4 separate regions of the Homo sapiens genome follow, and all the other regions are linked to region 2. The links are chromatin loops, found by intact Hi-C in ENCODE. Cell type or tissue: heart left ventricle. All regions are shown on one strand.

The links. Peaks named below come from ENCODE experiments on the same cell type or tissue, not always from the same donor. Only the 100,000 strongest peaks of a DNase experiment are listed, where the experiment ranks them.
Region 1: a loop joins it to region 2, with 2.0 times the contacts of the local background. A loop is called at or near these places in 7 of 110 quality-filtered maps.
Region 3: it touches region 2 in a loop (4-fold over the local background); 8 of 110 quality-filtered maps call a loop at or near these places.
Region 4: a loop joins it to region 2, with 2.6 times the contacts of the local background. A loop is called at or near these places in 19 of 110 quality-filtered maps.

Annotation. Positions count from the first base shown.
Region 1 is chr4:137,300,049-137,308,048 of GRCh38, reverse strand. It overlaps the pseudogene SERF1AP1. Among named protein-coding and RNA genes, the nearest start is that of LINC02511, 91 kb to the right of the region's middle. In heart left ventricle, no CTCF peak of the experiment used is centred here; no DNase peak of the experiment used is centred here; H3K27ac peaks cover 349 bases.
Region 2 is chr4:137,526,353-137,534,352 of GRCh38, reverse strand. PCDH18 (protocadherin 18) reads left to right here and starts at 1,859. Exons shown (of 4, transcript NM_019035.5): 1 at 1,859-4,751; 2 at 5,533-5,621; 3 at 5,712-5,875. The coding sequence starts at 2,265. RefSeq lists an enhancer at 1,831-1,950. In heart left ventricle, a CTCF peak has its summit at 3,052 (motif pointing right); a DNase peak (open chromatin) is centred at 1,742; H3K4me3 peaks cover 8,000 bases; H3K27ac peaks cover 5,001 bases.
Region 3 is chr4:137,387,982-137,395,981 of GRCh38, reverse strand. No RefSeq gene overlaps it. Among named protein-coding and RNA genes, the nearest start is that of PCDH18, 140 kb to the left of the region's middle. RefSeq lists an enhancer at 854-1,023. In heart left ventricle, no CTCF peak of the experiment used is centred here; no DNase peak of the experiment used is centred here; H3K27ac peaks cover 806 bases.
Region 4 is chr4:137,119,659-137,127,658 of GRCh38, reverse strand. All of the region lies in intron 1 of LINC02511 (long intergenic non-protein coding RNA 2511), which reads left to right. Among named protein-coding and RNA genes, the nearest start is that of LINC02510, 70 kb to the left of the region's middle. In heart left ventricle, a CTCF peak has its summit at 3,181; no DNase peak of the experiment used is centred here; H3K4me3 peaks cover 880 bases.

The DNA.
Region 1 (8,000 bases), 230 kb after region 2:
CTCCATCACTCAGCCATAATCCTGCCCTTTGTGGCCATAGCCTTTGACTCAGGCCTGAGTTCACCACAACTTATTTTTACAGTGATCCTGACATGCAGCCAGTCCACTTGGCAGTATTTTCACTCTTGCTTAGCTGATTTCAAAATGAAGATTCTTATTGTTTCTCTTCAAAGCATTTCTAGTTTCAGCAAGAAACCTTTTAAAATAAAACTGCTGTTATGCAAATGACTGAAGGCAAAATGCATTTCTTTTCCAATTCCCTGATTCTGTCTCAACTATTAAGTTCCGTAGAGCTCTCCACTTTTCAGTCTTATTTATAAAGATATTATCAAATCTAGCAATATTTTCTCAAGAAATTGCTGGGCAGTGAGTACTTTTTTATAATGGTGAATGGGTTCACTGTTTTCATATAGTATGTTGTAGAAAATATATCCAATGTGTGTGTAGCAAATGCTTGTCTTGTTGGGTATTAAATGACTGAATTGTTTATGACTATCAGTGAGGCAAAGGGAACATTGCAAGGTTTGGGACTGGAGTTATTTTCTTTCTGACTTTTGATGTTCTCCTTTTAAGGTTTTGTTTTGCTGCTTACTCTATGCATTATTTCATTTCAGTTTTTTTTCTTCCTTGGTGGACTTTTTACAACCTACTAGGAGTTGATGGGCTTCGAATTTTCAAGGTATAATTTAGTAGTTTTCTCTCAATCACAATGTTGAGTGACCATTTATTTATTTATTTTCACAGAACTAGTTTTATAACCAGGGTGGTTGCAAAAATAAATGGTAACTAAAGTATGTAAACTCATCTTGCTTGTAATTTTGGTTTATAGCTTATCCTAGTGGTTCCCAAACTTTAGTGTGCACCAGAATCACCTGGTTTAAAACCAACCAGACAGCTGGGCCCCACCCCAGAATTCAGTAGTTTTGAGGGGTGGGGTCTGAAATTTTGAATTTTGAATGACTACCCTGCCAGTGCCACTGCTGCTTGGCAAGAGACCACAGTTTGGAAATTACCTCTGCAGAACATGAAAGAATAGTAGACGCTAGTCATTTTGTTCAAATAAAATAGCACACTGTCATCTACTGAAGAGGGCACAAATGCCATTGTTCTTAAGAAATAGCTGTGACTTTCTCTTCTTAAAACAGTATACCTTCTTTAAGCTTAGCTCTTGCGTTCTGTGAATAAAACTCGAATTGAAGGAATGGCCATATTTCTGACAAGTCATGAGGCTTACCAAGGTCAATTTCATTTGCTGTATCACTTAAAATACAATTCTACTTACAATGGCCTGGCATGGATGATTGAACTTTTTTTAATGTACACAATACATTTGACACTGAGAAATAAGAAGCTATGAAAATAAGGTTGATAGCCAGTAAAGAAGTTTTTCCTTAAATGGTTGCAATCTGCCAAGAGCTGATAAGGAAAGAATCCTGTGGGGACAATGACAAAAAACTTAAATCCATCAAACCCATGTCAGCACTAGGCAAGAAAACAAATAGAATTCCAGACAATTCAGAACAAATACTACAAATCAGAGACCATACTCTAACCTCCTTTCCATCTTACACTTTTGAAAGACAACTTAGAAGTGCAAAGGACAGTGAGCAACTCCACGCTAATAGTTAACATTGAGCCTTTATTTTGACTTTCTTCTGTTGAGCTGGAGTTAAATTTGTCTTCAGTAAAAACTTTGCTCAGCTTCTCTATGGTGCATATCATATTGTCTCTAATGTAAAATGTTCAAGAAAAAAAACTGAGGCTGAGCAAAGGTAATTTAATTATTTAAAGTTGTGTGTTAATTATGATGAATTAGAGTAATGAAATTATGCTTAGCAGATTTCTGTTGTGCCTTTACATTCTCTGTTCTAAATGGCTTTGAAGTTATAAAGTATTATTGGAGAAGGATATTACCATATGAAGTTAAAATTATTAATCTTAGCTTCATGGATTCATACCCATGAAGTAGATAGTTAATTATTCCTCATTTTTCACATGGTATTATATAAAAGGTATGTCACAGATTTATAATTTTTTTTAAATTTTGACATTAAAATGAGTTGTGTGTCAAATTTTGATGCTGCTTCTTACACAGAGTACTTAAAATGAATGGGAGCAGAAAATGGATCAACTGGAGTTGTTGTGACTTATGTTATCTTATACTTTACAACATTTTAAAGTTGTTCAGCTAAGGTAGATGGGCATAAAGCTAATAATATCAGTATCGCTCTATCATTGAAAGATTGCCATATGCAAGGTAGTACTTCCCAGGCTGTGGACTGCACAACTTCTTTAAAATGTTTTACAGATGACATCTCATGGAGTTTGTGGAATTTTAGATTTAGGGAAGTCAAATAACCTGAAAATCTCATGCAGATGCTAAATGCTGAAGCTAGAATTTGAACTCATCTTATTCTTTTAATTATACTGCCTTATTACAAGTTTATATTAATGCATTCAAGGTTATCTATATGTGTGAACAACCTCCTCCTGTTGATAAAAAGATACTAATATAAATGATTTCCCAAAGTGGGATTTTATAAAAGACTGCATAGAAAGTAAATGCTGTTGAAACCAGGTAGGGGTGGGGATAGCCATAGATCTTTATAGTACAAATATATTGGTATATTACAGAAACATCCTGCTTAGTTGAAATGCAAAAGTGATCAAGAAAACAGTGCATCGTTTTGTGGATTTATAAGAGACTTAAGAAATCCAGGGTGAGATAGCTCAGTGAATGGTGAATATAGTGAATGTCTGTGAAATAAGAGGAAATAAAGACTCCCTAGCATAGAGCAAAAGATATTGACTTTAATGATGTTTTTCTTTTTCTCATGTATTTTTTTTTCTTGTTCCAAACTGTAAAATAATATGTGCGTTTGTTTTCTGCTAAATTGTTGTTTTACTGAATTCACTGCTTAACTTATCAATGATAAAAGGAGTTATTTCAAAGACTTGGCCAAGGCAGCTGAAGGTAGGAGAATAAACCAACTTCTTGCAAATAAGACCAACAAAAACAAAACAAACCTAGAGTGGTGATTACTGATAAGGTTTGGCTCTGTATCCCCACCTAAATTTCATGTTGAATTGTGATCCCCATTGATGGGGAGGGACTTGGTAGTAGATTATTAGATCATGGGGGCAGATTTCTCCCTTGCTGTACTCATGATAGTGAGTTCTTACGAGATCTGGTTGTTTAAAAGTGTGTAACATCTCCCCTTGGTGCTTTTCCTCCTTCTCTGGCCACATAAGATGTGCCTGCTTCCCCTTTGCCTTCCGCCATGATTACAAGTTTCCCGAGTCTTCCCCAGTCATGCTGCTTGTACAGAGTGTGGAACTGAATGGATTAAACCTCTTTTCTTTATAATTTACCCAGTTTTACTTATTTCTTTATAGCAGTGTGTGAATGGACTAAGGCAGTTAGTGAAGGAAAGCTTCTCTCGGTATTGTTATGGTGTTTGGGCTCAGTTTTACTCATTGTCTTGTAGAAACTCTGAAACAAATCATCAGCCTCTAGCAAGTATAGTTTGAATTAAAGATAGAAAGTATAAAGCATGTCTATTTTTCTTTTATTTAATTTCAGTTGCTTGAGAAAAGAAAAAAAAGAAACATGTAGATAAAGATAATTTATTCAGAAAAGTAGTCAAGAAAATAGCATGGCTTCAATGCAGAATATTTGAGTCATTTTAGAAATAGCATCAAACTGGCAGAAGTTTGAATAAAATGACAATGATGTAATAAAATAGCAAATGTACTATATATCAATAATAGAAGTGGTAAATTATTTTAAATAAGTTAATTATAAAGGTAAATTTTTACAAAAATGATAGGGCCAGAGAGATATTAATTTAAAATTATGTGAAAAAAGAGACATTGAATAGGGCTATAACTTTATCATCTTGATATCACATAGTATTGATTCATCAGTAAGGAAGATTTTTTTAATTTATGATACTGTATAAAATACTTGAGTTTAACTAAGAAAGATCTCATTAAATTATTTTGTAATCACCAAACTAGGGTATTTTATCAAGATAATAAGCATTCTAATGATCAGATAATCCCTTAAAAGATCTTTAGGTAGCCAAATGAAAATATGCAGGTACAAATTGTTTTCTTTCAAGCAAACAGTATTATTACACCCTAGTTAATTGAATCCCCAGAACTGATTACAATATTACTTCCTTCCACGAGTATACATTTAATAGCAGTAATTTTCCTTCAAAAAAGTAATGTTAGATTAACAAACATTGACATTGGTCTAAAGGGGACTTTTATACATCTAAGAAATAATTGTCAGTAGCAATTAAGCTGTTTCACAGTTAAAGCTTACTGAAGGAAGTAGGGAAAAATGAACAAAGTATTCTGTAATACGAAATTTACCTACTGCATACCTGAATCATTGAAAAAATACATACTTGTAAGAAATATAGAGCGGGCAAGAATGAATTAAAATATAGGTGCTAAATATGAAGTAAGATCTACGTGTTCATTCATTAATTCTGACAATATATTTATAGAATGACTAATGTGGCCTTTTTGTGTAGAGTTTACATTAATTCAGTTTTCTTGGAGAAAATATTTAGAAGTTTAAAATGTTTGCTCTGTGGAATGAGAGGTGCAGTTGACTGAAGACATAGAAATAACTGAGAGCACAGTTGAGATTGGAGGAAATGAACATGGTACTCTTCAAAACAAACTGATGTAATCTAGAAGCATTCAGCAGCCTCTTGATAGCCATAAAGAATGCATACAATTTACTGCATTAGTTTGAGGTGTAGCAAAGTGGTAGATGTACGTTGAAGTGTTGTGTGAGCTTCAGTTGCACAAAAACTTAATGTAGAACTGCAAGAGAAAAAGTCTATTGACTACATGAAATTTTAACATCAAAAGGATAGGTGGAAAAATTAAAACCAGCAAACAAAACTTGAATCAGAAATATAGGAAGAAAATTAGATCAGAAGAACATTAACACAAACAAAATTGCAAAAGAGATGTTAAAGAGGAAAACTATTATTTTCATTTTCAGTGCTCCAGAAAGCTTAAGGAAGACTGGGTACAAATGTTAGGGATGTCAGGAAAAGTCTCTCAGATGTTGTTATTTCTATGTTTGAACCAAAGCAAGGACCAGATCACCAGTGTACTTAATTCATAAATAGAAATTGGTGCTGCTTTATCAACACTGCTGGTGAGAAAAATCTCATGTTTTTATTGTGGTGAAATTCACATAGCATAAAATCAATCATTGTAAAGTGTGAAATTAAGTGGCATTTTGTACATTCACAATGTTGTACAACCCAAAGCCTCACTTTTAATAAGCGTAGTTTGTCTTGAAACATAAAATGAAAAAGCCTGAAGAAATCATATAGGGAAAGTATTGACTTGTAGCATAGACCCGAAAGAAATGAAAGAGAACGTTTGGAGTAGGTATGGGAATGATTCCACTCTTTGCTGACTAATGGATTAAATTATGGTCTAGGATATCTAACAAGAAACAAGAACATCTCCATCTGGTAGCAAAGAACTGACTTTGAAGGAAACACCCACAGTGCTACTTCAGCTAATCAAGGATTGTAGCAAAGCTGTGGTTTTCTTGATAGCTTTATGTCCCCTTACAGTTGTGCATACTTTATTTTCCAACAAGTACCATCTTATTTGGTATTATAAAAATTTTATAGCATGCTAGGTCTTTTTTTTCTTCTACTTTTTTTTTTTTTAATGGAGCAATTACGTCTTGCAGAACAGGCTATTTTAAATCATCATTTAAATATAAAATATTTAAAAAATAGAGTTATAAAATGATTTTCCTATACATGCAATTAGTGAAATTATTTCTGGGAATTATAAGCTCAGGTAAGAATTTTAGTGTTAGGAGGATATTGAATGAAATGGAAGAACTGTCACATATAAATGATGAGATTAGATAGATTTGGTTTTGTGGTGTCATGATATATACTGGCTTTCATCCAAGGTTCCTGGCTCACAACTTCTGTAGCCCTTGTTACAGTCTTTTGTTATAATGTTGGGTGTGTTAGGCCTCAGGCGCAGGCCTCTAACCTTCTCTTTCCCTCCTTTCTCCTACCTTTATCTCACTGACCCCAGGCAGGATTCTACTCTTCCCTGGCCTTTCTGATCGTGGGTCTTAAGGCCTTTCCCAGAGATGGTCCTGCCCTATATTCTAGGCGGAAAGAATACTGATGTCCTAAAGCTTCCATAAAATCCCAAGAGGATTGGTTTAAGGGAGCTTCCAGATAGGTGAACACATGGAGATTCCTGGAGGGTGGCACACCCAGGGAGGGCATGGGAGCTCCACACCGTTTTCTACATGCCTTCCTATGCAACTCTCCATAGATATCCTTTGCAAAACCAGCAAATGTAAGCAATTGTTTCCCTCAGTTCTGTGAGTTGTTCTAGCAAATTAATTGAACCAAAACAGGGAGTCATGGGAACCCCAATGCCTGATACGTGTTAATCAGAATTTCAGAAGCCTAGAATTGTGACTGGTGAGCAAGGGGCAGGCTTGGGTACTGAGCCCCACCCTGTGGGATATGCTATCTCCAGATAGACAGTGTTGGAACTAAATAGGAGGACACTCATATGGTGTCCACCGCTTGGTGTGTGGGGAAACTCCCCCCTACATTTTGTCACGGAAGTCTTCTGTGTTGATTGTTGTGACATGAGAGTAGAGGAAAACCATGGTTTGAGAAAATTTTCCCCACACAGGTTGTCTTAGGGGAGAAAACAAAAGCTAGCAGATAAATGTAGAAAGAGAAAAGAAGACGGTGGTGATGGTAGCCTAGTGTGCCAGGGAGCTGTTGCTTTTTCTGAGTCGCTTTATTCCAGGCTCTGTCAATGGTCGGCATGGCCCGTGGAAATCAATGAGAACTTGTCCACCAGAAAAAACATGGAGAAAACCCAGGAAAATAGTAAGGGGAAAAGAAAAGAGGATAGGTTGACTACCTCTCAGAGAAAGCATAGGGACTCTGAGCTCATGCAACAAAAGCAGAAGGCAGCTAATGAGAAGTCTATGCAGACAAAAGAAAAATAATGACTGGCTATTTGGAAAACATGGGTGCTACTGCCAACTGGGTGTGTCATAAGCTTTAAGGTCAAGATTCTGTAGAGTGAATAGTCATTACATATACTATGACTTATACTTTAAAAACTATTTTAAACTTTACCTTTCAGCTTGACTTAGTGTGATGTTTTAGAAGCATTCTTCAAAGAATAAAGCACTAACCATAAAAAAAAAGTACAAATATGAAGATTGAGAATAAGAGTGGAGGCACAGATGTGGGGAGTCCAACTGCTGGTTGTTTTTAATAGGAGAACTTGGTTAAGTATTTACACTGCTTTCTTTTATTAAAAACCATGATGACCTGATTCAGATAGTTTCCCTTCTGCTATGAACATGAGATCATAGATGAAACAAAACCTTCAAAGTAAGATCTAACTAAACACCAAAGAATAAAGGAAGGATTCAAAGAGCACAAAATATAATAAAAGTCAACATGGCGAGAGCCGATGGCACTGCAGCCCACAGTAATTTTTACCCTGTATTTAGGCATGAAAGGCTGAGTGTAGGCTTGTCATTCACACAGGAAGACCAGAGAGACAGCCTCAGGCTGTTGCAGGTGGGTAAACTGGATTTTCTAATCCTGCATAAAAATATGCATGAAAATCTTTTCATAGAGATTCTCCACTTATGAAAAGTGACCTAGAAAAACTTCACATACATACAAAGAGATTTGGCCTTAAAATTTTTGCTCTGCCTAGGGTCCTAGGTATAAAGGAGGGAAGAAGAGAAGGCACGTATAAAAAATCAAAGCCCCGGGGCCCAAACATGTCCACATTTAATTTTTTTTTCTGTCTAAAATCATTCCAGGACCGTTGTAATCCATATATCCTCATCAGTAATAAGAAAATTGAAATAATAAAATCAGAGAAAAAGAAAAAAGTTAATGCTGAAAATGAGCTCACACAACTGGATTACATGATAC
Region 2 (8,000 bases):
TCTTTTGGTGTTTGCAAAGGGGTTCGCTAAAGCCTGAATTGATATAATTATTGGCTCAGATTGTTAGAGATCTAGGCCAGATGGCTATGGGTTTCTAAAGTCCCCCTTGCTTGTGGTAGTTTTCCTAGTTTGCCTATAGGGTTTGGGGATCAGCAATTTGAAAGGGCTACAAACTTGTAAAACAGTATTATTCATGGGGGCAGAATGTTCATCAGCGTGACCCAGTACTAAATACATTCATTATAGGCATTTCTATTCTGCACAATTTGCCACACAGCACTGATTTCAGGAGGGGGAAAAAAAGACAATGGCTTATAAAATGCTTTTGAATGCCTAAAAAGAAGGAGAATTCACGCTGAGACTCCTCTGCTTTCTTTTTTGGAAAGAGCCTTCTTAGTGACTTTAGCTGAGCTCTGCTGAGAGTAAGCAAAGTGGAAAAATCAGAAAATTACTTTTTTTATATGTTTCTGGGGGGCAAAATAGACAGTGAGAAAAAATAAATGGAAAAAAGTGACAATGACATTCTGTGAAACAGCAAATATGCAAGCGGATGAAGACAGCTGAGGAATAAGGAAAAAGGTATGAAAAAAAGCAGCAAAAATGGAGCCACGATGATAAACTTAAAAGGAATTGCAGAGCAGAAAGAACATCATAAATAATCATATTTTCAAATAAGAATACCGTATCAGTTTCTGTGACCTGGATAGAGCACAAGCCTCCCATGATATTTCCTAGCATTTTGATGCATACAAAATGCAATTTTCAGCTCAGGCATTTGATTTGTCAGTGTAAACAACCTTTGGGGTTTTTAAAATACATATCTGAAGTGTTTTCATAAATAATGCATATATTATAAAAATTTGACTTGTAAACTATTGAGTCCATGTCCCCCCTGTATTCACTGCAAAGACTAGCCATGTATAGATAGTGCCTTTTGGTAGAAATTGGCATGCTAAAGCTTGCAGTGTCTTTTACCCAAGATAAATAGGATTTTTTTGAAGTACAGGACAAAGAAATATTACAAACAATTTTGCCCAAACTCAAGGAAAGAAATCATACAAGGTAGAACTATATTGTTAATTAGTTCCAAATTCTGAGGTGTTCCCTTAAGTCTTGCTAATTAAGAGAAATGAAGAGTGCAAGATAGCCCTTTTTTTATCTTCAAAGAATAAAGATGAAAGAAAACAGAAAATGAAACCTCTTTACTTGCTCCGTTCTTTAAAAACAGAGCCCCAAGAAAATCTGCTTGTGCTCCTGGAAGGAGAAAGGCCCAAGTATTTACAGAGGGAGTGGGGAAGGAGGTGGTCTGAGAAGCATAATTAGAAGCAAGTTTTCAAATTGTATTAAATTCCTCCACCAACAAAACGCACTTAGAGGTATTTTAAGTTAAACTAGCACTTAAGGACTATGAAAAGCAAGATGATTACATGTCTGTGGCAGAAGAAAGGGCAATTAAGAAAACAAGAAGAATTTAACGTGCCATATAAATAAAGGCGACCAGAAGTTGATTTAAAGTTTTTCTTCTGTAATTTGTCTCCCCTTTGTCATGGCACGCTCAGAGAAAGTGAATGCAGTAGATTGAAAGGCGGAGGGGGAGTGGGGAGGAAGAAGGAAGGAACAGGGAAGGACTGGCTCCCATCTCCTCCCCCAGCCCCCACCAGCCCATCTCCCCTTCTCTCCCTCGCGCACCCACCCCCGCCTTCCTCCTTCTCCGTCTCTTTCTCTCTCCCACCCTCCACTCTCGCCCTCCCTCCTTGGGTGACTCCATCAGCTTTTGATTTGGAAGCACGCTGATTGGCTGGAAGCGATTCAACACACGCTGGGCAAGAGCTTTGTCTGAGTTGAAGTGAAGTTGTACAGATTTTAGACTGGAGTCAGCAATCACGGGTGTTTAGTCTGCAGCCGAGCAGCTAAAGGGAGAAAGAATCGCTCAGGAAAGACACACTGCAGACTCCACCGGCACCCTGCAATAGATGGATTCCGACTACACAAGGGAGAAAACGCGGAGGTGACACTCTCCTGCCTGGAAAGAGGACGAACGACCAAACAAACGCAAGGACTGGACTCCATGCCGAAGGTATCTGGAAGTCGTGACACGGTGTGTATAAAACAAAAGTTTGCGAGCTGTTAATTGCTGTGCTGTGTTATTAAGAGACGCTTTCAAGTTTCAAGTACCAAATGTAGCTTTACGTTGCCAAAGGAAGTTGAGGCAATTGCTTTGCTGTTTTAACTTGCTCTGTGAGGGAAATCTCATAAACTGACCAATGCACCAAATGAATGCTAAAATGCACTTTAGGTTTGTTTTTGCACTTCTGATAGTATCTTTCAACCACGATGTACTGGGCAAGAATTTGAAATACAGGATTTATGAGGAACAGAGGGTTGGATCAGTAATTGCAAGACTATCAGAGGATGTGGCTGATGTTTTATTGAAGCTTCCTAATCCTTCTACTGTTCGATTTCGAGCCATGCAGAGGGGAAATTCTCCTCTACTTGTAGTAAACGAGGATAATGGGGAAATCAGCATAGGGGCTACAATTGACCGTGAACAACTGTGCCAGAAAAACTTGAACTGTTCCATAGAGTTTGATGTGATCACTCTACCCACAGAGCATCTGCAGCTTTTCCATATTGAAGTTGAAGTGCTGGATATTAATGACAATTCTCCCCAGTTTTCAAGATCTCTCATACCTATTGAGATATCTGAGAGTGCAGCAGTTGGGACTCGCATTCCCCTGGACAGTGCATTTGATCCAGATGTTGGGGAAAATTCCCTCCACACATACTCGCTCTCTGCCAATGATTTTTTTAATATCGAGGTTCGGACCAGGACTGATGGAGCCAAGTATGCAGAACTCATAGTGGTCAGAGAGTTAGATCGGGAGCTGAAGTCAAGCTACGAGCTTCAGCTCACTGCCTCAGACATGGGAGTACCTCAGAGGTCTGGCTCATCCATACTAAAAATAAGCATTTCAGACTCCAATGACAACAGCCCTGCTTTTGAGCAGCAATCTTATATAATACAACTCTTAGAAAACTCCCCGGTTGGCACTTTGCTCTTAGATCTGAATGCCACGGATCCAGATGAGGGCGCTAATGGGAAAATTGTATATTCCTTCAGCAGTCATGTGTCTCCCAAAATTATGGAGACTTTTAAAATTGATTCTGAAAGAGGACATTTGACTCTTTTCAAGCAAGTGGATTATGAAATCACCAAATCCTATGAGATTGATGTTCAGGCTCAAGATTTGGGTCCAAATTCAATCCCAGCCCATTGCAAAATTATAATTAAGGTTGTGGATGTTAATGACAATAAACCTGAAATTAACATCAACCTCATGTCCCCTGGAAAAGAAGAAATATCTTATATTTTTGAAGGGGATCCTATTGATACATTTGTTGCTTTGGTCAGAGTTCAGGACAAGGATTCTGGGCTGAATGGAGAAATAGTTTGTAAGCTTCATGGACATGGTCACTTTAAACTTCAGAAGACATATGAAAACAATTATTTAATCTTAACTAATGCCACACTGGATAGAGAAAAGAGATCTGAGTATAGTTTGACTGTAATCGCTGAGGACAGGGGGACACCCAGTCTCTCTACAGTGAAACATTTTACAGTTCAAATCAATGATATCAATGACAATCCACCCCACTTCCAGAGAAGCCGATATGAATTTGTAATTTCAGAAAATAACTCACCAGGGGCATATATCACCACTGTTACAGCCACAGATCCTGATCTTGGAGAAAATGGGCAAGTGACATACACCATCTTGGAGAGTTTTATTCTAGGAAGTTCCATAACTACATATGTAACCATTGACCCATCTAATGGAGCCATCTATGCCCTCAGAATCTTTGATCATGAAGAAGTGAGTCAGATCACTTTTGTGGTAGAAGCAAGAGATGGAGGAAGCCCGAAGCAACTGGTAAGCAATACCACAGTTGTGCTCACCATCATTGACGAAAATGACAACGTTCCTGTGGTTATAGGGCCTGCATTGCGTAATAATACGGCAGAAATCACCATTCCCAAAGGGGCTGAAAGTGGCTTTCATGTCACAAGAATAAGGGCAATTGACAGAGACTCTGGTGTGAATGCTGAACTCAGCTGCGCCATAGTAGCAGGTAATGAGGAGAATATCTTCATAATTGATCCACGATCATGTGACATCCATACCAACGTTAGCATGGATTCTGTTCCCTACACAGAATGGGAGCTGTCAGTTATCATTCAGGACAAAGGCAATCCTCAGCTACATACCAAAGTCCTTCTGAAGTGCATGATCTTTGAATATGCAGAGTCGGTGACAAGTACAGCAATGACTTCAGTAAGCCAGGCATCCTTGGATGTCTCCATGATAATAATTATTTCCTTAGGAGCAATTTGTGCAGTGTTGCTGGTTATTATGGTGCTATTTGCAACTAGGTGTAACCGCGAGAAGAAAGACACTAGATCCTATAACTGCAGGGTGGCCGAATCAACTTACCAGCACCACCCAAAAAGGCCATCCCGGCAGATTCACAAAGGGGACATCACATTGGTGCCTACCATAAATGGCACTCTGCCCATCAGATCTCATCACAGATCGTCTCCATCTTCATCTCCTACCTTAGAAAGAGGGCAGATGGGCAGCCGGCAGAGTCACAACAGTCACCAGTCACTCAACAGTTTGGTGACAATCTCATCAAACCACGTGCCAGAGAATTTCTCATTAGAACTCACCCACGCCACTCCTGCTGTTGAGGTAAGATCATAAACCGCATCAATTCATTGCAATGTTAGGTGTTAGTGTTCAGGAATTGTGTTTACTAGTTCTTAAATGTTTTCATTAATAAGTAACAATACTAATACTGTGCAAATTAAGTAGGATACAAGTTACATTGTGAATATGTAGCAAAGATGCACACTTTAGCATACTGTTTTTAGTTTTCCTTAAGTAAATAACTTCATATAATATGTGTAATATTGAAAAATAAATGTGAAGGTCACAAAGGACTATGTAATTAGAGTCCCCTTGCTTCCCAGATTAAAATAATGGGAAGCCAAAAAGTAGAGACTTGCTTTATTTTCAAGGTTATAGTCTTTACTGAACAAATAAAAAAACTGAGGCCTTCAGACTTCTATTTCAATGCATGCTATGTTTGTCCAAGTTTGGAAGATTTCCTGACATTTTTTAAACTACATGCATTGCAGTGTTGTATTTTACAGTATTTTCCATGTATTTTTACAGGTGGTCACTTTGTCTGAATTATAAAGAAAATAAATCAGTTATTTGAAAGGGAGTCTTCTTTCACAAAGTAAAAGTCAGTTGTATTAGGTCATCCAAATCTCTCTGAGATATATTTTAGTTATAGTTGGTAGCTGGCTGCGTGGTCCGCCACAGTCCAGCATTTGCAAATCTTTTAAATAGAGAGAATATATTCAATTACTTAGTTGAAATAGCAAGCAACTGTTTTTCTTGCTTAAAGATTGTGAGTGTTTGGAGGCTTGTTTCCGGGAATCAGTTCTGTCTATTTGGTTTCCAGCAGGTCTCTCAGCTTCTTTCAATGCTTCACCAGGGGCAATATCAGCCAAGACCAAGTTTTCGAGGAAACAAATATTCCAGGAGCTACAGGTATGAATTATTCTTGTGTTACCTATTAAGTTTCAACATAAATGCTGAAGAGTAAAAACTGTAATTTTTTTTTGTGATTTATCTTTCCAGATATGCCCTTCAAGACATGGACAAATTTAGCTTGAAAGACAGTGGCCGTGGTGACAGTGAGGCAGGAGACAGTGATTATGATTTGGGGCGAGATTCTCCAATAGATAGGCTGTTGGGTGAAGGATTCAGCGACCTGTTTCTCACAGATGGAAGAATTCCAGCAGGTAAGAGGGTAGTGATAGAAAATCTTTATTTTCAGGTCTACCGTGACACCAGTAAAATGAAAAATTTCTCTCATGCTTATATTTCTTCTTTATTTGTCCCTTGCACTAAAGTATTTATAATATGTTTTATAGTATGTTCATCACTGTTTAGTAATGAACAGAAACTGAAACATTTTAACACTGTTTTCTTAAATTTCATTAAGCGGTTGGAAGAGAACGAGTAAGCATGACAGCTTCATAGGACAAGAAGAAAGGGGTGGGGAAAAATCAAAAAAACAAACACTTTCCCCCTCTTTCCACCTCATCCGATACAGCCATAGAACACGGTTGTGTAACTCTTTGCAAAATTATTGGGTGGTGGTTTTTATTCAGTTAAACTGTTTTGGCGCAGAGTGGTGAACCGGACTGTAATTTGGAGGATGCATTTCCTGTGATGGGCACCAACTCACAAAATCAGAGACTAAAATACACTGGAAATTGTACACTTCAAGCATTAAAAATAGGAGAAGGAATGCATCTTTGTAGGTGGTAAGCACAGAATATTTTTGCCAACATTTCATTTTGCTATAGTAGAAGAGGCACAGGGACCCAAGAGTGGAATTTTTAAGTACACAGCTAGATAGAAGAGATGCTATTAAGTTTCGAACCACGTTTTCCTTGGAGTTCCTTCCCTCTAATTCTGCAATAGGAACTCTCTGAACTGACTAAATACTGATTATATTATCCTAGCAGCCCCACTACTAAAGACTGCAATATTAAATCAACCTTAGGAATACGTGTGTTCTTTTGGCTACCTATATTTCCAAGTTTCACTGAATGTGGATCATTGACTGCCATTTGATATATGAAAGATAGAACAACACAATATCACCCATCTTAGTTTCATCGCACCTCTATTTTTGAATACAGATAAGTAAGAGAGTTTAGGAAATAAACATGAGGGAGCCTCAGACAGCTACAGGAATTCAAGAAAATCAATATAGCTGACATTCCGTATCAGCAGGTTCCACATCCATAGATTCAACCAACTGTTAATTGAAAGTATTTGGATTAAACAATAAAAAATAGCAATACAACAATAAAAAACAATACAAATAAAAAACAATACAGTATAACAACTATTTACATAGCATTTACATTTATTAGGTATTTTTAGTAACCTAGAGAAGATTTAAAGTATTTGGGAGGATGTGCGTAGGCTGTATATAACTGCCATACCACTTTATATAAGCAACCCAATTTTGATATCCACAGGGGGCCTGGACCAATCCCCTTTGGATACCAAAGGACCACTGTGAATAGAAACTCGAGCACTCATAAGTGAAGTAGTGATGGCAGTAGCCAGAGCGGTATTAATATTAGGAATAGTAGTAGCAATAGTAGTTACCAACTATGCCCCCAGGTTTACTCCAGGCTCATGCAGAGTTTGATACCTGCACTGCCTCTCCTAAGGCTTTGGCAGGAATTAGTAGTAGTGACAGTAGTAACAGGCTTCTATTTTTTTTTTTTTTTTTTTTTTAAGATTTGGAAACTGAAAGTTATAAAGGTTAGAAAATGCATCTCAAATCAGGCAGTTTGTACATGGGAGAGTGAGATTTGGACCAATCCCTGCACTCTTAAACACTAATCTATCAAGTATGTGAAGTAACAGGTTTTTGTTGTGGTAGTAATTGTTTTTAAGTAGAGTGTCCTCATTGTTCTTATGTTCTAAAGACTTATGACATACCCCATAACTATTAAATGTTGATTATTTAATTCTGTTATCACAGTAATAGATGCTATAATATATCTCACAGGATGAACGTATGGGGGGGACTTCGAGAGACAATAAGGCATGCCGTGTACCTGAGAGCCTGTTTGCACAGTCATGGTGTCTGTTTTTTGTTTTTGTTTTTAATGCATAGACTTTCTTGACCAATTTGAAGAGAAATCTCTGAAAATTTAGTGGAATATATTTAGAATCAGACACTTTGCTCAAAGAGAATCAGTTTTCTTATTCGTACTTGTGTAATAAAGGAGTTGGCTAAACTACAATTCTGTGATCCTGACAGAACCCTAATTTTGAGTATTAATCCTTGATTTTAAATAATGTAATTTCATTTCATTAAACAGAAAAGTAACATAG
Region 3 (8,000 bases), 140 kb after region 2:
TTCAAACAAATACAGTTAGTGAAAAAGAAAGATGTAGCTATAATATTATCCCTTTCTATCGGTGACATACTATTCTTCTCTTAAACACCGTGCATAGAAGACTGCTTGGCAGGTAGCAGGTGCTCAATAAGTATTTTCTGAATAAATAAATGTTTCATTATCCAAAATATGGACTTTCTTTTAATGCAATACCTGTCATTCATTTTATGAAATTCTGCATAAGCCCTGACTTTTCTTTCTGCAAAATTTTTCTATCACTGATTTCTTTGTCTTCTGAATGTGACTTTCTGGGAGGCGCTGTCATTCTTGCCATGGTCTCCTGGTTGTTTTATTTTTATTTATTTATTTTATTTTTTTTAAATAGATGGGTATTGCTATGTTTGCCAGGCTAGTCTTGAACTCCTAGCCTCCAGCAATTCTCCTATCTTGGCCTCCCAAAGTGCTGGGATTATAGGAGTGACCCATCGAGCTTGACCTTGTTTTATGTATATATATATACGTATATACACACACACACACACACACATAAATATATACATATATACACACAAATATATACATATATACGTATATACATACATATACGCATATATATGCATACATATATATACTATATATGTGTATATATATATATTTTTTTTGAGATGGAGTCTCGCTCTGTCACCCAGGCTGGAGTGCAGTGGCACGATCTCGGCTCACTGCAACCTCCATCTACCAGGTTCGCGCCATTCTCCTGCCTCAGCCTCCCGAGTAGCTGTGACTACAGGTGCCCACCACCACACCCGGCTAATTTTTTGTATTTTTAGTAGAGACGGGGTTTCACCATGTTAGCCAGGATGGTCTCAATCTCCTGACCTCATGATCCACCCACTTGGGCCTCCCAAAGTTCTGAGATTACAGGCGTGAGCCACCGTTCCCAGCCTATATTTTTAATGTTACTATCCTTTTGACTACCTTGTTGCCAAATTACTCCTTTTAATACTTTCTGCATACTTTCTAATACTTTTAGCACATTTAATTGTCCCGTTTTATAAAATGAAAATCTTACCTTTATACCTTAAAAAAATTTAACACTTTAATATACTTTTACTAACTAGCTTGGAATTTTACAGTTTATTTAAAGTACTATCTGTTAAAAATTACTTTTGGCAAGGTAGGTCATAAGGCTAGTATGTCATTGAGTAGGATTTTCATTAACGAGAAATAAAAAGACTTTAATCCATGTTTGACATTAACTAGTTGTGTGACTTTGGATACACCTCTTAGATAATATTGGAGCTATGTCTCAGTTATATAATGCTTTATGTTGCTATGATTTTGAAAAGAGGAAAAATATTATCTGATATTTGAATTCTTGCAAAAGATATGTTTTACTCAATACATTAATGAAAAAAAATTATGAAGAAGCTTAAATTTGGAGACCCAGGGCCCTGTGTTGCCTTAGTTACTAATAACTCTTATAGAAAATTGTGTTACATAAAGTACTTAGAGGATGAAAATAAATCATTTACCACATCATTGAAGGGAAATTATTCTTTCACAAAGAAAAAGTTTAAAAATGAAAAGCTTTTTTCTCACTCATATTGGCTTTAATCAGGCCAGCTGCCTCTTAGCAGTCAAACAACCCATTTCTCTTTTATCACTATCATTGTGTTTGAATTATCGTGGCCCTGAGATGAACTGCTGCAGGAAAATGGCTTGAAAGAAATACATATATATACATTGGCATCATTCTTCAGTCTCTTCTTTTTGGTAGCACAGCTTTCAAGCCAAGTTGGCTCCTGTTCAAAACTAAAAAAAAACAACAAAAAAAAAAACCAAAAAAAACCCAACAGTTAAACAGCTGGAACCAATTATACTAACTTCAGAGGGACTATATGCTCAAGTGTCCAAGTAGCAAACTGGATCTCTGATACAATGGGCTTGTTATTTTGTGACTTGACCACACCACTTACATTTAGTTTGCCCATTGCCTCCTATTAAAGGTAATCTCCAGAATTAGGCACCCATACACTTTCAACAAACAAATGTTATTATTTTATTGCGTTTGCATAAGCTCACAAAAATCACACCTTAAGCGTGTATACACATGAGTGGATCTTATTTTCTTGGAAAAAGAAACAATTAAGAAAATTGGATGTAAAAGTTAAGTAAATATGTATCTGACAAGCAATATATTTTGACACTATCATAGGGATATGGAACTTTAGAAAGAGAAATGCACTTGGATAATGACAAAATAAAATGCATATCACAGACTATTTTTTCCAGCATCAAAAATATTAAAAATATAGTTTCTCTCAAGTTCATTTATAGAAAGAATGAGAAAATTAAGTGGATTGCAAATGATTCATGTAAACATTTGTCTTCACAAGAACATACAATTTTCATAACATATTATTATATTTATACTTTATGTTTTATAAAGTTGCCTCATTTTTTAAGGAGCTTAGACTGCAGCCCTCTAGCTGTTTGAGATGCTTATTCTCTAGAATCAGGAAGTAAATGTTGGCAATAATATTAAATATAATTTGGATAGGAAAAAATCCAGTTCATAATTTTATTCCCTATGAAGAGCAAATTATAAATTGGCAAGATACACTGGTTTTAATATGTTCTACTCTGAAATAGAAACTCCCTTAAGTTTACTGTAGAAAAAAAAATCCTTTGCTCTCCATCAAGACAAGCATCTCACAAATCACAAAGAGGATTTTGTAACCAGGCAACCAAGGTCAGTGAGACTGTGACCAAGGCTTGGAGAACCAGCTGAACACACACACCAGGCGGGGAGAGGATTTGAGCTGCAAGGAAGAAAATAAATGTGGTATTTTGAAGCACTCATTTTAAAAACCTTCATTCCATAACACTATGCAGATGTACACTGTGAAAAGCAGCTGCTTCAAGTCCGCATTTTGAAGAATAAAATTATATTTTATTCAAAGTATTTCCCATTATAAATGTACCCATATTAGTAAAGAAACTGGAAAATGAACAACAACAAAAGAAAACCTTTAGACATTCTTCTAACATGGGTGATTTCACTCGGATAGTAAATGAATTCTTGACTTTGGCCAAGATAAATGATTATAAAGGGTAAATTTGCTAACCCCTATGGTCAGGAATGTTAAAAATAGATGAAATCCTTCCATGAGTTCTCCTAAACTGTTTCCAAGTAACTGAAATTGGCATTTGTATTTTTCATATTGACACACAGCATAGCATATTGATCAATACTACAGAATTATGCTACCTATCAGAATTCTAGAAGGCAACAAATATGACAAAAATCAAATACTGTTATTGATTTTAAGTTGACTGTAGAGCTGTTTGTTTCAGAAGCTCAAACATGTTAGTTTCAATAGCTCAAAAATTGTCACACCTGTGACCCAAGTAATTGTGTTAGAAAATTGTATTGAGTATTGCAGTCATTTACATTGTTAACGGTTGGAGTGTCTCATAGAATAAACAGTATGGTGAACAGCTTTAAATCTGGTTTGTGACTTTTGAAGCTCATCTAAGTCTCAGATGAATGGATTTGGTAGGTAAGTTGGATATATTTGGCTATTATTCTGTTCACTTACTTTCCACCAATGTTTTCTATAAGACATGTTCGTATCTGTGTCAAGAGACTGCCAGTTGCCTAAGGTGTGCACCAACATGCTCAGAGAAGCTATTGTGTTATCCTGGCTCAATCAACTTGACATTTAGTTTTACAATAACATATTTAAATTATTCCAGCCTAAACCTAATGATGAAATTCCAGATGCAATTTTATCAATATACACCTTTTCTAGGAAATATATTACCTGGCTGAAAAATGAAAAGAATGTAGAATGTATTTATGAAACCAGAATGCCAGATTTTCATATATTGTAAAAATACAGCATGAGCAAATACAGGCATTTTTTAAAATCATGCATTCACCTTGTCTAACTCTTTCCTTTCTACTTCCGTTTTTACTGATTATACATCTAACTAAGCTTCAGTGAGGTCATAATTAAATGTAATGTTGTTTTTGGTTTAAAGGGAAATCTGCAATCACAGTAATGTGTGTTCATGGAACCTGAGTGTTATCACATGAACACAGACACCTGACCCAAAACGACAGGCAGTGGTTCACATGATGTTGAGAAAATGTTTGTATCCCTAATGTTTATAGGTGAAATCATAAACTGTTTGGTTCAGCTAGCATTTTCTGAACTTATAACCTTTCTCTCAGTGAAATGGCAGAAGGGAATATGACATTATATTGCAGGAACTCTAGATACGGTTAAGAATTTATGTCCCTGTGGGAAGAATAGTAGGGAGTAAGATTCAGTAATTCGACCTCTGAACTGATAACTGACTATATCAGAAGACTGTCATGTGCCACATTAAAGTTCATTTAAACACTATATTAAGAGCCAGATTGTTTGTAATGCATGAGAAAGTCATTGTGAGCAAGCTAGATATGGATGAAAAATACCTAGATGTGTGTGTCGCACAGATTTTGCTTTATGACTGGCAAAATGGGGACTCCATTTTAAAGGTCTGCTTCTGCATTTCTAACATTAAACCTCCAAAGGTGTCATATTGTATATACCTTCTAAGAGGTAAACAAAAAGTATTTCTTAATGTTTTCATAGAAGCCAAATTTAAGTGGAAACAAAGAATGTAGCAAAATTTAAAAAGAACTGAACCATAAGCCAAAACATATCAAGAGCATTACTAAATGAATAAGGGGTTTTTCTAATATATGCACTGTGTATAACCACATATCCTTTAGCAACAAAATCAAATTTAAAAGGATTTTATTCATAAGTCATCCTTTGGTTTGGTGAACAAATATTATTGAATGCCATTTTAGATAGGAATGATTACTTGGAAAAATTATCATTTAGTAACATAATATTTTAGCTTTAATAAATATGTAAATATAGCCTCTTTAAATATGTCTATAATATCTACTAGGCCTTTTATCCTGCCATAAAAATGAATGTGTTACAAAACAGATTAGCCATAAGGTTTTCATATATTTCTAAAATTCACAGTAAATGACATCTGTGAGCCAGATGGCATTAATGAAAATGTCTCTTTACTTCCTGTGTTGCTCAAGAGAAAAATAATACTGATTATTTTGACCTCAAAACAACTAGAGTTTTATTATCTGCAGATTGCATCATTTTTCACATTTGCTCCTAAAACAAAATGATTTCCACATTAACAGTTATTTCAGTTGTTTTTTTTCTTGTTTTTAAAAAATTGATGCTTTAAGAAACAATACCTATTGAAAATTAAAAAGCTTTCATACTAACCAGATAAAAAGTGCTCTGGGCTCCTAGTACAAATCTAGTTCTCTTAGCACTAAACTCTGGCAGACAAGAAACATGAAGATATAGCAAATATTAGTTCAAGTTTTAAATTATGTATTGACATACTTCTTTAACAGTTAAATGCAAAGCTTTAAAAGTTATTTCTTAAAATATCTAAAATTGGATATTCTATACTAGAAAAATAAAAAGGCAAAATCCACAATTTCCAGGTCAGTTCACTTGCAAAAATAACTTTTAGCATAAATAATTTGTCTAACACACTTAGCACTTCATTTAGTCTGTCTAGTTTTAGGCATAAGCAATGCAATGGATGTAAGAATGCACTTACTTGGAGATGTTGCCAAAGAAAACAATCATGAAGAACAGGAAGACAAAAACTCTAATTCTGAAGAACAAATTTATTAAGAAATACATTACATTTACAAATGTAGAAAAGTGAGACAAATGCATGAGGAAAAATATTTTTATGAGATTTGGATCTCTGGATACACTTTTATTTTACACTGAATGTAAAATGTTGGATGTTTGCAAATCAACATTGTCTACCAGACTGCTAAGGCGGGGACCATGTTTCATTCATTTCTGTATCATGAGAATTTGGCAGACTATTTGAAACTCATTCCAAAAACAATGCAAATTTGAATTTGAAAAAATAGATGAATGAATGAAGCTTTTTAATCAGTTCCATCAATAACCACCTGTCAACATTATTTATATCCTATTAAAAATTAATTAAAGAGTAAATGTTAAATAATGGAAATGAAAAATTCTTTGTTAAAAATGTATGTAGTTGATGTTTTTATACTTACTCTATTATTCATAAAAACACTAAAGAATAATTATTAACTTCTGTTTTCGTTGATAAAGATATAATGGAATGAGCGTCACAATTCTTTGATATTATATTGCATGCACATGTTAACTTTCTAAAGACTGAAGAAATTTTGCAATAAATTGTTAATGGTATCATTAATATATCAGCAAAATGTTGTCATGTAATCAGTTGTCTTTCTGGTAAAGAAACATGGAGGCTACACAATTAACAATTGTATGGCGGACTTTACAAAGATAAAATGGCATATTGCTAAAATCAGGCCTCTTATTTTAGTTTGTTTCTTTTTGTTTACAATTCTGAAATAAAGTAATTACATGGCCTGAAAGATAATAGTAATTGTTTCACTATGAAAAGAAAAAATTTTAATGTATTTTTAAGTCATTCTTAAATTTAATGAACAATATCAAATTAGTTATATGGAATTTTCAAAAGACTTGTGCAAACATTCATTACTGACCATGATTATATAATGCCAGAATGGCCTCGAGTTGTGTAGTAGTGTGTAAATATGTGCATGTTTGTGGTAATATCTATACATCTGTCTATGCTATCAACTATCTGTTCATCTTTTGATATTACTGACAGACATTACCATATATATATATTTATACATTTTTTTTGAGACAGAGTTTTGCTCCTTGCCAAGGCTGGAATGCAATGGCGCGATCTCAGCTCACTGCAATCTCCTCCTCCCAGGTTCAAGAGATTCTCCTGCCTCAGCCTCTCAAGTAGCTGGGATTACAGGCATGTGCCACCACTCCTGGCTTTTTTGTATTTTTAGTAGCGACAGGGTTTCTCCATGTTGTTAAGGCTGGTCTCGAATTCCCGACCTCAGGTGATTCTCCTTCCTTGGCCTCACAAAGTGCTGGGATTACAGGCATGAGCCACCGCGCCCAGCCATATATTGTTTTTCTTTGTTTACATAAACGAGAATATAGAAAGCTGCAACTTAATATTCACATGAGATACTAAATTGTCAATATTTTCTTAACTTGTCACTGTTTTTTCTCAGTTAAGTTAAAAAATAGTGTCCCAAGAATGCTTGACACTTTGATTAAATTTTATACCTATTATATTTATTTATAAGTATGTATAAATACACATACATATACAACAAGGATATACTGTCACCACTACAAAAATAAACAATAGAATAAAAAGATATCCTTAGATCCATAAATGTACCTATATCCTCAAGTGTGAATTCAAAAGCATATCTTCCAGATCTACTCTATTTTGGTTAGTGTTTGTCTGATGGTTAAACAAACTAACAAAATGCATAGTGACATTAAAAGAGATGTCTCCGGGACAGTTTTTTTTTCCAATCATTACAAGATGCATGGAGTACAAAATATATATAGATAGGTATGATTAAATTTAAAAAATAATGTATATTTCCCCACCTTGAAGGACAGATGTTGGGAAGCTATAAGTACTAAAAAGCACCCTTTAAATCACATTATTGTTTTAATATCTGTCCTGATATTACTGCAGTCTTTTATTTTCAAGGTATAATTGCCACTTTTCACAGCAGTCTTGCAATTCCTAGCCATAAATGAAGACCATTCACATAGCATCAAACTATACAATCTGCAATAATGTGAATTTTCATTTATTTTTCTTTCTCTTTACGACTTTATATGTTGGTTAGATTTTCAATAGCATGATCCTATGGTATTCTGGCAAAGAAGTACTGACCCTCAGTCTGACTCATACAGCATGATTGTTTCCAGAAGTCTACAGACGTGATTTCATTTCCCTGTCCTTTTTTTTTTTTTTAATAATGAATTCATGGTGAAGTGAGTTTGGGATGCATTCATTGTTCCTTTAATGAAATTGTTTTAAAAAAACCA
Region 4 (8,000 bases), 410 kb after region 2:
TCATAGCTAAACAGCGTGCAGCCATGGTTTTTCTACCAAGCTTTAGTTTACATGGCATTCTTCATGGAGAAATCTGATCTTCAGTTATGCTTGTCCAACTTTTATCTATATTGTGAGGCCAAAATAAAAACTTTTGCTTACTGCCTGAGATTTAACGTAAAGCTTCCATTCAATAGTAATGATGAATTTTTCCCTTAGTCTACTTTCTTTTAGAACTTATATTATTTCATAGCTTACTGTATTTGTAGTTTTTGTCTCTGAACATAAATTTTAAACTTCTTGAAAACAAGAACTAAACTTTTATATTAGATTTGTCTTTATAGCTGCCAGTACCCACAAAGTAATTGGCCAAATATCAGGTCTTTAATTAATACTTCTTATCTAAGTAAGGCATCATTTCAATTTGTGTATTTGAGGTAGTAATAAACTGCATGTGAACAGTTTCTGCTAGTGTGGAGAAAATGAGAAAATAAAATATTTCATTTAAAAAAACGTCAAAATTTTATGATAATTGAAAGTAATTAAGGCGACTCAACAGTCAAATGGTTTAGACGATTTTTAGATTTAAAGCCTGGAGCATAGTAATATTGCTAATTTAAGTAAAGTTCATTTGTGGAGTAAAATTGTTTTATGTATTTTTGTCCATGGATATTTTGGTGTATCAGAGGGACCAGAATTAGTTTTAAGATCAGTAATTATCAGCAAGGATGTGGGAAATTTCACATTAACTCGAACCAGAATGCGAGAGAAACAAGAGCAAAGGCTGTGGCAGAACATTTTGGAACTTGCTGAATATGAGGCCATATTCTAAATTCCTTGGTGGCACCTGAGCCTTTTCATTAAAATAAGTTGTAAAGTCATCTACTGACAATCAGCAAGAACATCTTGGGAACAGGAACAAGTAGAAGATTGTGACAGTTGTTCACATGATGAATAACAAGCTTAATTATAAATACTAAATGTAAGATATTACCATTATCAACACAGTAGTATCAAAGTTAATATTGATTACTTGGCATTCTGCTACAATTTTATTTTATTTCATCTTCACAATGCTATCAGGGAGGCACTGTTATTAATATTTTTTCCCATTTTATAGAAGAGAGGTCTAGGAATTAAACTAAGGAAGTCACCAAAGGTCACACAAAAAGCAAAGGTGAAAGTTTTTATTTGAACTTTGGCTAACTCATGCCTTTGTTTTTTCTATCACAAAATATTGATATACCACACTTACAAATATTATCAATTTTGTAGTTATTTTAATTATTTTTTTGCTCCATACTCTAAATTGTGAATGTTGAATATTTCCTGTTACAAAGAAACAGACCAATGAAACAGGTGTAGATGTGGCACCAATCTCTCTACATCTCTCTTTCTCTTTCTCAATCTCTTTTATCTTCTATAGAAAGGAAAAAAATAGATGACATCTCTTCTGCAGTAAGATGTTAGAAGGAGGCCGGGCGCGGTGGCTTACACCTGTAATCCCAGCACAGATCACGAGATCAGGAGATTGAGACCATCCTGGCTTAACACGGTGAAAGCCTGTCTCTACTAAAAATACAAAAAATTAGCTGGGCATGGTGGCGGGCGCCTGTAGTCCTAGCTACTTGGGAGGCTGAGGCAGGAGAACGGCATGAACCCGGGAGGCAGAGCTTGCAGTGAGCCGAGATAGCGCCACTGCACTCCAGCCTGGGCGACAGAGCAAGACTCCGTCTCAAAAAAAAAAAAAAAGAAAAAAGACGTTAGAAGGAATACTACTTTAATATTTTGCTCCAAGCAGAGAAAAGTCTATAGTTAATGGCACAATACCTGGATCAAATAGCCATTTTGTCAGAGATGCTATTGATTAGAAAGCCTCTGAAGTTTTTGCACTGTTTTTTGCTCTCTCTTTTTTGCCTCTGGTCTCAACCGTAAACTTGGCAAGGCACTTCCTTCAGCTGATTCAATTGGTTGATTCCATGTCTCTCCTCATTTGTGGAAGGATATATCTACCTGAGAGGTGGTTGAATCTAGGTGTTAAGGGTCCAGGTTCTGAAAACAGACTGAATTTAAATTCCAGCTCCATCATTTACTTCCGCAGCCCTAAGAGAAAATTTATTAAGCTTTATCTGCCTCAGTTTTTTCACCTTTAAAATGAAGTTATTAATAATACTACCTACAAGATGAATTGTTATGAGGATTAGATGAGTTTATATATGTATTATTCTTAGTGTCCAATATATCCTAAGCTTTAACTTTTGCAATAAAAGAGATACTTGATCATAAATATTGAGTGTCACCAAAAATTAGAAAATAACTTTACATATGTCCAAAATAGCATTTTTCAATAGCATAGAACTCTGGTCAAAACTTTGCCCCAGCACTGTTAGATCTCCCATTGACTCATGTTTTTTGCTTACTATAACAAAATATGCTGCTTGCCTCCTGCTGGTCCCCAACCCCCAATGACAGATATGACCAGCTTTGCAAGTCACACAACGTGACGCAGCTTTCCCCATAAACCAGAATCCTAGGGGGAGGGGTTTGTCCAATCTTATTAAAGAAACTAAGCAAAATGAAACTTAAGCCTTGAAGACAAGGTTCTACTTTATTTGCCGTTTTCAGGATTTGAGTCACAGTGGCAGATGCTAATTTATATGCAAGTTTTATTCCCTGATGGTGTGCCAAAGTTTTGGTAAAAAATGAGAATGTTAATGAAAGAGCCGATCATCTTCAAGTGTTGAATTCAATATTCGTGCTGCATTCGAGGTAATTTCACGAAGAACTGTGGCATTAATAAATGTCTTTCTCATCCTAAAGCACTTATAAATGAAAATAATATTTGTCAAATTAAACCCTGTGTACTATATATAATACTATACAGAATCATGAGTACTATGTACACTTTCGGAAACAAGGTAGCCAAAACAGTTTCAGAATAGGGACACCTGAGATAATCACAAAAAGGAAACATTCTCCTTGTAAAAATTTTAAAAATAAATAGAAAACGTTTTTCTCTTTTGTTTTGACTGTACCTAAAGCCTTATAATTTAATTTATGTTAGAATATATGAGGATGGGGAAAAACACAGTAGTGAAACATTTAAGTTCCTTGGAGAGCTGCAGTCTGTCCAGACAAAGCTGAAGTGTCTGTTTTCCTGCAAGGATGGCAGTGAGTGAAAAAGTGATGTACAGAGACCTCTAGAGACTGGAAAGCTTAACTACAGTTAATACTATGCAGATAGGCTTCAATGCTGTACTGTAATTGAATTACTCAGGGAGCTATAACACAGCTATAAAGAGAACAAGGTACTATTCTATTCCTAGTGATGTGGTTAAAATCAGCATTCTCAAAAGCCTTATGCTTTTGGCTATTTTCTCTTTAATGATTTAATTAAGGTAAAATATGCTTTACATTTGCTCTACTGCAAAAACAATGATTAAACCACAGATGTTCATACCAAAAACATATAAATTATCAATGTGTGCAGAACATTTATTCTTAGAAAAACGTGGTAAGCATTTACCTGCTGCCGTGGCATAGGATATTCTATTTACTTTGGCTTTTACTTACTTGTTTTGGAAAGAAAAGCTGTCGTTATCACGTTTATTTTCCTTTTTTGATATATTGGATTCCTCCTTTTGATAGCTTTGATTATGGCTGGTAGATTTCTTTAAATACTCACTAATAATCCTATAAGAACTTATTGGAATGGAAATAACACAGTTTACAATCAGTTCTGTCTTCATTTCAACTAATTTTTTTGCTCTGTGCACGAAGTTATGAATGTTGAATATTTCCTGCTACAAAGAAACAGATCAAATAAACAAGAATAGCTGCTCTACTTCTGTCTCTGTCTCCATCTCTCTCCCTCCTTCTCCTCTCTCTCTGTCTGGCAGACACATACGTATTAGTGTATTAGCCATTAGTATTAGTCGAGGTTCTCCAAAATAACAATACCAATATCCAATATGGGGTGTAGCGTGTGTGTGTGTGTGTGTGTGTGTGTGTGTGTGTGTCTCAAGGAAGAGAGGGAGAGAGATAGATGATAGAGAGACAGAGAGAGAGAGGGAGACAGAGAGAGAGAGATTGATTTATTTTATTTTATTATTAGGACTAGAAAGTTCAAAATCTCCTGGTCAGGTTGACAGGCTTGAGATCCCAGGGAAGAATTGATGTTTTAGTCTCTAGCTCAAAGGCAATCTAAAGGCAAATTTCCTTTCAAGGCATTCAACCAACTGGATGAAACCCACTCACATTTGGGAGAGTAATCTTGTCTTCCTCAAAGTCTATTGATTTAATTGTTAATCACATCGGAAAGATAACTTTACTGCAACATCTAGACTACTGTTTGACTAAAAACTAAGTACCATGGTGTAGCCAAGTTGACACATAAAACTGACCATTGCGCTGAGTAATTCTGACAACTTTATAAAATTTGACTATTCTAAGTGAACCAAAGCAAATCAAAGCAAGCAAAATATTAACATAAATATACACACAAATAATACAATTATATAATAACTAGTGATGGTATATCCTAAGAATTCTACCTAATCACAGTAAAATATTTCTCAGAAAGACAAACACTGCAAAATGCCTACCTTGCAATTAAAGTTCACAGCTATCTGATGTTCAGCCTACCAAATTCTTTTATTATTTATTTCTTCTTGAAGAATAAAGCTAAATTTATAATTAAACTATTTTAATAATCACACCCAAGTTCTAGTTATTGAATCCAGACAGATATGTTTTCATTGATTACAGATTTTTTTCTTGTAGACATGTGGAGATCCCAGCGAAGAGTTGATTGAGATATATTTCCTTAATATTTCAAATAAAACTGGAAAGATACTTTAAGCCAAATATGTCATTTATTATTGAGCATATAAATAAGGATAATATGCTTGCTAATAATTTTATAATCTTTTATTTTTTAAAATCCCAAGTAATATAATTAGTTTTGAGTTATATTGACACAAAATGGTGTCCTCTTGGTTTGAAATTGAATTTTAATTAATATTACCTATGCAAAAATACTTGGAATATATTAGTGATACTGTCTTCAGCCACCATTATATATTTAAATATGAATTTGATATAAAATACTCACTGACTTTGCCTTTTAAAATCTGTGAATACTATTTGTATATTACATGATAGCGTATTTCTGAGAGTACTTTCCTCATCATTCTTTTTTGGATAGGCATCTGCATTCTCTTAATATGCAATGAGTAGAATATGACTATGGACTCATTTGACTAATTAAAAAAATTGCTCATGCACATAAAGTAGCTTGTATAAGATCATATTGCAATTTAGTATTCATGCCAGAAGTAAAACCTACATTTAGTAGTTTTGAATACAGTGTATAATCATTTGAGATTTACCAAGTGGGGATCGAGTAACTGGCGAAAAGTCTGTATACATTTTTTAAAACATGTTTAGATCATTATATTTATTTTTCAGCCTTATTAAGGTATAACTGACAAAATTTCAATATATTACAAATATACAATATGATTATTGAGTCTATGTCTAAATTGTGAAATGATTACCACAATCAATTTACACATCCATCACCCCACATAGTTGCTATTTTATGTGTTGGGGGAGGCATGCTGAAGACAGTTAAGATCTACTCTAGCAAATTTTAAGTAAACAATTCAGTATTATTAACTATAGTTGCCATGCTATACAGCTTCAGAATTTATTCATCTAGCAATCGAAAGTTTGCACCGTTTTACCTGCATCTCTCCACGTCCCCCACCTTCCCACTTCCTGAAGTCACCTTTCTACTCTACTTTTATGAGTTGAGCTTTCTTAGATTGCACATGTAAGTGAGATTATACAGTATTTGTCTTTCTGTGCCTGGCTTAGTTTATTCAGCATGACGTCTTCCAGGTTTATCCATGCTGTTGCAGGCGTTCCTTATTGTTTATGGCTGAATAATATTGCATTGTGTATATGTATCATGTTTTCTTTAGTCATTCATTAGTCTATATGCTTCTTAATTCCTTAAAGACCTGAGGAAATGGCAATATAATCCCTCATCTATATATTTTTAATAGACTACATCAGAATCTGTATAAGTCTCTAATAGAGATATTTTTAATATAGCTAGTAAAACACATAGTAAGATAAATTCTGAACAACAGTTCTGTGTTTTGTTTTGTTTTAAAGCTAAGTAGTTTAAGGCTAAATTGCAATCATGATCTGTAGTTAATGGACTGATTTTCTTTCATCCTGAATCCAAATGTAATATAAAATTGAATGAGAAGTATTTAAATACAAAATAAGCAGAGGTGCAGCATTAGATGGGCCAGATGAAATCTGAACGCAGAAAATATTGAGGGAGAAATCAGACAAAAAAATAAAAACATAAATGAGTACAGTGCTGATAAAAGTAGCTATAAAAAGTACCAGGGCACAGATATTTGCCCAAATGGAAAGGGCTATTTAGGAAATAGAAAGACTGTAGAGGATCGGGATCACAAATAATGACAAGTACAAGAGCAGCTTTATCTCTGAGCCTTCTTTCATCTGAAAGTAGGAATCATGTATCAAATTACCCTATGCAGTAATATGGCTGGAATAGCTGCTAATTGGAATTAACAGTTATCAATGTTGATGGAAATTTGTTTGGTACTGCCCATGCAAGGCATACTGAATATGAGAGAGACCATCTTAATATAACTTCAGGTTAACTGTAACTGACTGACAAAGAGATGTATTTCTGAAATCAGATATGTCAGAGAATGCAGGGAGCACCGTGGGAATAGCCTTCTCTTAAATGAGGGCAGAAACATGTGGTTACTGAGTTTGAAGTTGGTGCAAATAAGACATAAACTTTCCTTATTTCACCACCGTTTTTCAGGGAAGATCCTCAGTTATCTTATTTGCATTAATAACATTTGTTTGATTTTTGTATATCTGGTTGGGACAAAGAAAAAGACAAGAAGAAATTTTTTCGAAATGTTAGCCAAATCCCTTTTTCAAAAAAAATACATTTTGTTAGGAGTTGTTTTTATGGCTCAATCTCTAGTCATAATTTAATTTTAATCTTAAGCTTTTAATTAAAAAAAACTTTTAGTTTTTGTGGGTGCATAGTAGGTGAATATACTTATGGGGTACATGAGATACCTTAATACAGGCATGCAATCATAATAATATCTTGGTAAATGGGGTATCCATCCCCTCAATCATGTATCCTTTGTGTTACAAACAATTTGATTATACTCTTCTGATTATTTTTAAATGCACAATTAAATTATAATTGATTACAGCCATCCATTTGTGATACTAAATACACGGTCTTATTCATTCTTCCTATAATAACTACTTATATACCCATAAACCATCCTCACTTCTCCCTCCCCATCCTTCTACTCTCCATCTTCATGAGTTCAATTGTTTCATTTGTTAGCTCCCACGAATAAATGAGAACATGAAAAGTTTGTATTTCTGTGACTGGCTTATTTTAGTTAACATAATGATATTCAGTTCCATTCATGTTGTTGCAAGTTACAGAATCTCTTTTTTAGGGCTGGATAATACTCCATTGTATTTATGTGCCACATTTTCTTTATCCATTCATCTGTTGCTTCAAAATTTTGGCTATTGGGAACAGTGCTGCAACAAACATGGGAGTGCAGACATCCCTTTGATATACTGACTTCCTTTCTTTTGGGTATATACGTAGCAGTGGGATTGCTGGATCCTATGGTAGTTCTGTTTTTTGTTTTATGAAGAACCTTCAGACTGTTCTCCACAGTCATTTTACTAATTTACATTTCCACCAACAGTGTATGGGGGTTCTCTTTCTCCACATTTTTGTCAGCACTTGTTATTGCCTGTCTTTTGGATAAAAGCCATTTTAACTGGGGCGAGATGATATCTCATTGTAGCTTTGATTTGCATTTCTCTGATGATTAGTGACATTGAACACCTTTTCATATGCCTGTTTGCCATTTGTATGTATTTTGAAAAAATTCTATTCAAAATTTTTACCCATGTTTTAA